Regions from separate parts of the Homo sapiens genome. Here region 1 is linked to region 2. A link is a contact called in ENCODE Hi-C or POLR2A ChIA-PET data. All regions are on one chromosome and are shown on one strand. The core of a region is the stretch at or near the end of the contact, and the rest is flanking DNA. Distances in the headings are between cores, read along the strand shown. Region 1 has its middle 44 kb from the start of LINC01800. Region 2 has its middle 8.9 kb from the start of LINC00309.

The links. Hi-C counts contacts between places; a loop is a spot of excess contacts on that map. ChIA-PET counts read pairs that join two places held with the same protein, here RNA polymerase II (POLR2A). Pooled maps may share reads with other maps.
Region 1: a loop to region 2 is called in a pooled map, with 2.6 times the contacts of the local background. The contact joins two enhancer-like sites. A Hi-C loop is called at or near these places in 1 of 50 pooled maps. POLR2A ChIA-PET finds 5 or more read pairs at or near these places in 2 of 52 experiments (T-cell and activated B cell).

The regions. Positions count from the first base shown.
Region 1 is chr2:64,818,072-64,820,771 of GRCh38, reverse strand. No RefSeq gene overlaps it. Among named protein-coding and RNA genes, the nearest start is that of LINC01800, 44 kb to the left of the region's middle. Within about 2 kb of position 1,256, at least 8 of the 41 ENCODE cell types and tissues checked have a DNase peak (open chromatin) inside an H3K27ac peak, as active enhancers do.
Region 2 is chr2:64,213,045-64,215,744 of GRCh38, reverse strand. No RefSeq gene overlaps it. Among named protein-coding and RNA genes, the nearest start is that of LINC00309, 8.9 kb to the right of the region's middle. Within about 2 kb of position 1,269, at least 15 of the 41 ENCODE cell types and tissues checked have a DNase peak (open chromatin) inside an H3K27ac peak, as active enhancers do.

The DNA of each region.
Region 1 (2,700 bases), core at 7-2,506, 610 kb before region 2:
TGTAGCCTTAACCTTCTGGGTCAAGCCATCCTGTTGCTTCAGCCTCCTGAGTAGCTAAGGCTACAGAGCATGTGCCATCATGTCCCAAATTAAAAAAAATTTTTTTTTTTGTAGATACAGGCTCTTACTATGTTGCCCAGGCTGGTCTTGAACTCCTAACCTCAAGAGATTCTCTCAACTTGGCCTCCCAATGCACTGGGATTATAGGCGTGAACCACCACGCCTGGCCCTTGTGCCATGTACTTTAAATTCATGGAGCTATTTAGTTGCCATGACAACACTAGGAGGAAAGTACTCTTACTATTATTATTTCCATTTTACGGATAAGGAAACCGACCCTCAAAGAAGTTAAATGCTAGTCCTAAAATGGTCCACCTGGTAAGAGGTGGAGCCAGAATTTTAGTCCACTTTGGTCCAATCTTGAAGTTTGAGTTGTCAATGTGATGCTATGCTGGACATTTGAAAGTACCTAGAGGAACATTGAAGGCAGCTCTGAAGAAGTGGGTCCTGATTTTGGCGTCAGTACTATCCAGCTCTGTGGCCTTACAGCAGTCCCTGTCAAGGGTTCGGTTTTCTCCCTGCTTGTTTTAATGGTTGGGCCAAATGACTACAAATGTGCCTTTCATTTCTAAAAATGCTCTCAAATCTAGGATTTTCAAGTTCCTAAAAATGAAACCAACTTATGCTCACTCTTGTTAATGTCTAAATCCGGAAGAACATTTACGAGGCAAATAAGGTACAGTCATACCCACTCACTCTCTGGCTTCCGAGGAGACTGCTGTGAAGGATGAAGTGTGGTGGCAGGGGTGGGAGAGGGGTACGGGGGTGGGGAACCCACAATCGTGTTGACAGGAACTCACTGAACATACTCTAGTATTTGTACAGTGTGTATCAGGATAGACTGCTGTGTCAAACAGCCCCAAAGTTTTAATGGCTTAACCCAAGAAAAGCTTATTTCTAACTTAGGAACAGCCCAACCTAAGTGTCCTAGTTGGCTCTCTCCAAGGGGCTCTTCTCCAGGGAGCGTCTCAGAAACCCAGGCTCCTCCTCTCTCATGGTTCTGCCTGTCTGCTGGGCCCTCAGAGTACTTTGTTTTTGGTTGGAGAGAAGTTTTAGTGTGCAGGAAAATAGCATATTTGACTTCTGTTCCATTGCATGGGCTAGAATTAGTCACATGGTTCCACCTAACTTCCCACAACAAACTGGGACATAGGGAACTTACTCTATCAGTCATAAAGACGCTCCACAGATGTCCTCTCTGGTTGTTGATGACCCATTTTCCCACCATGACTGTTCATGTGACAAACCTGAGTGTCCCTTGGGAGGAATAAAATGACCCCCCTTTCCTTCCTTGATTCTCTAAAAGAAAGTAATGGAACTTTCTTTAAAGAGTGCAAGAACTTTCTTCAGGGTCTTGTCCTGGGATCAAAGGTAACAATAATATTAATAGTAGCTAGCATTTACTGAGCATATATTATACATCAAGCAGCTACATGCATTATCTTAGAGTGAGGGCAAATCTCAAGGTCTGGATGAGAAGTGTAAAATTGAGCAATGATGCAATTGTATTTACTTTTTCTATAAATGACTTTAATTTCTATTTTGAATGTCCATTCTGCTAGGTGGCAGCATCCTTATTTCATTGATTTGGGTCCCTGCCCTATCCCAAGTTTTGTCTAAGTTCCCAGGTGATGGGCGGTAGCTAGGACTTGCTATTACGTGTGCTTATCTACCCACAGTGGCACCTGTCGTTATGTTGCAGTGTGAGGGCTGACATTCTTGCAGGCTTCTGCTTGATGGTCCTCCTTTACTCCATATCTAAAACCCATCACTCTCTTTGCTACCTCAAAACCACTTCGTAGTTCACAGGGAGCAAGCCACTGTTTCCAGCACCTGGTTCTGACCTACAGCCTTTCTGTCTGAGCACATTTTGAAAACAATTCCTCTGCCCTGGGGACAGGAGGCACCAGTCCTCTCTGCTTTCCTGTCACTCATCATTGCAGATCAGGGACTCTAGATCAAGTCCCTGGGCAAGGAGCAAGCTGCAGGCCCCTCTCTCAGGGACCCTGCCAACTTTCTGCCTCGCTTTGCTTCTTTCCTCCCTTCCATAGTCCTGATAATCCCATATTCCTGGAGACAGGGCAATCTGATTGTTTTTCCAGTTCCAATATTTAGGGCACAAACTTGACACCTTCAATTATTTCAGACTTATACTTTTTTTTTTTTTTTTCTGAGACAGTCTTGCTCTGTCACCTGGGCTGGAATGCAGTGGTGCAATCTCGACTCACTGCAAACTCCACCTCCCAGGTTCAAGCCATCCTCTTGCCTCAGCCTCCAAGTAGCTGGGACTACAGATCCTGCCACCAAGCCCAGTTAAATTTTGTATTTTTAGTAGAGATGGGGTTTTGCCATGTTGGCCAGGTTGATTTCAGACTCCTGACCTCAGGTGATCTGCCAGCCTCGGCCTCCCAAAGTGCTGGGATTACAGGCCTGAGCCACTGCGCCAGGCCCAGACTTAAACTTTGCAGTTCAAAAGGCTTTCTTCTGACAGCTCCTAAACTGTTGTGCTGCTTTTCTGTCATGTCATTTGCCCCCTGAGGCAATGAATGCTGCAAGGCAGTAAAAGACTACAGACGAAATGGGAGAAGGCCAAGAGATATAGGACATAAATACAGTGTTTAAAAAAAAAAAAAACTTAAA
Region 2 (2,700 bases), core at 20-2,519:
CCCAGCTACTCAGGAGGCTGAGGCAGGAGAATGGCGTGAACCCAGGAGGCGGAGCTTGCAGTGAACCGAGATAGCGCCACTGCACTCCAGCCTGGGCGACAGAGCGAGACTCCGTCTCGACAAAAAAAAAGAAAAAAATCAGGGGTTCTATCACTATGGAAGAAAAGAACACATATTAGGGGACCAATAGCAGTCTCTGCATTTTGATTGTTCATTTTTAGAATACATAAGGCTCTTAAGCTAGAATAGTTTCTTATTTATTTTTAATTGACAAAAATTGTGTATATTTATGGGGTACAATGTGATTGTTTGATCTATGAATACATTGTAGAAAGAGTCAATCAAGCTAATTAACATATCCATCACCTCATCAACTTACCAATTTTTTTGTGGTGAGGATGTTAGAAAGCTATTCTTTTAGCAATTTTGAAATATACAATACATTGCACTGAATGGTGACCACAGTTAAAAGAGTTTCTTTTTAATACAGAAAGAAAAAGAGTAGTCATCATCAAGTAACAGAGTTTAAAAATACAACTCATGTTTTATACCCACATAATTGAAATTGAAATACATTAAAGTAACAGAAAAAATATACAAAACACTGCCATTGTTTACTTATGTCATGTGTGGCCTTCAAATAAAGGCAATTTTGTGTCATAGTGAGGAGCTATCTGCCAGACAGTGACAACCAGTTCATGTCACTTTTGACAAAACTCTGTGTAAATTCTGTAGGTTTGTGGTATAAAAGGAGACAGATTAACATTCCTTTAATTCAGTCTCAGTCTTAGAAACATGAAATGCTGAAAAGTTATTTTTTAAGCCCAGGAATCTTCTCCCACCCATTAAGCTATCAAAATGGAAATGTCCAAAATGACCAGGTGTGTTTGCTCAACGAAAAAAAAAAGTGTTTCAGTTCTGCTTACTGCAATGACAGCTTGTAAAGCCTTCATCAAAGGAGGCTTTACAAGTTACAAAGCAAGCCTTTGTAACTTGCTTTTTCAAATTATGATTAATGGGCCTACTCTTTTCACAGCCAGTTTCCGATGGAAAGAAGATTCAAGTAATATTCTCCATGCTACTGTGGTCTGTTCTTAGTGGTGACTACTACAAGCCTGACTCAGTCAATTTAGATTTAGAAAAAATAATAAAGCTCCAGTCTCATGCCTGTGAATGAATGGGGAGTAGAGAAAGGGATTTTTTTTAGTACCTGAAAAGTTCCAGCAAAACTAAGCTTCATTGCTGAGGGTGTGTCAGCTGTTCAGGGCAACACCCTTCCTGCAGTTCGGGAGTACAAGAGCACAGACGTCAAGTATTATTTGGTGACAAGAATAGAACATTATTCTGAGCAAAAAAGTGTTATTCAAATTCTACCAAAGCACACAGATGCTGTGACATGGTAATTATTCTAAGAGTGATTAATTTAGAAATTACCTAACCTTTTTGGTTTCTATTTTCGATGACATTTGTAATCTAAATGAGCAACAAACCTGTGCCTCTCCAGCTTTTACATCAAACTCCAAACCTGATTTCCACTTTTATTTTAGGATCAGCAACTCATTTATTAGCGTCAGTCTGTATCTCAGAGATATAAGGCCATTCTAGGGCCAGGTGATCTGCAGACAAGGAATGGAGAAGTAAGAGAAATTACTGCTATCGTTTTCGAGCAAAGCAGGAGAGTAACACATCACCATTTGACTGTCCCCTTCCTCTCCCGTGCTGCCCCTAGAGATCTGAGCAGAAGAGGAGGTCATAGAATGGCTGATCTTTGCTGAGGGTTGGGACTTTGGCCTCTTCTTGTGAATCAACAAAATAATCAATCCAGCATTGGTTGTACTTAATTAAGTTTTAGATCCTCAGCAGATCTGCTTATTAATCCATTCTTTTGCAATAATTTTTCTAGCATCTGCCTCTACTGGGCTCTGTGTTAAACTACGGGTATACACAGAATCATCAGAAAGGGGCCCCATTCTCAAAGAACTTACCATCCAGTGATACTGGTATTAGTTTCAGTTATAGGAATAAGCAGCATGCATTTAGGAAATGACTGACAGGAAATATGTACAAATGATCATAATGGTTAGATGAAATTATGGGTAATTTTTAAAACTTCCCCAAATTCCTACAATGTTATCATATTCCTATAATTATATTCATCTAATGGTTTGAATTTAAAAATACAACAGTAATCTCAAGCCCTAGTATTGAAATTGAGTGATGAATTTTTATTTCTTCAAATAAAACTACTTTAAGTAATATAACCTCCATTATAAATTGTAAAAGTTACTTTTTATAAACAGACGTCAACTATTTAATCATAACACAGATTCTATCTATCATAGCATAACACAGTTATTACAGCAAATCCACTTAAGTCTTCCTGGGACAAGGGAAAAGGGCATAGGTGAAAACCACAGAATAAAATATCTTGGACTATTTTAGGCCTTCCAATGAGGGCAGTGAGATGAATGGCCCTTTTTAACCTCTATACAAACCATGTTGTCATTTACCATGCACCTATGATGTAGTGGCTAGGCTTACCAGAAAACACTCTTAAGCAGCCTCAGAAATGTTGAGTCATTCGTACATGTAATCTACCTCATAATACTGAGAAAAGTACTTGAAATGTCTCAAAAAGAGAAGCATTAGTACAAACTTGTAACAGCTACAGTGGTCATCAGACCCGGACCAACTGTAGTC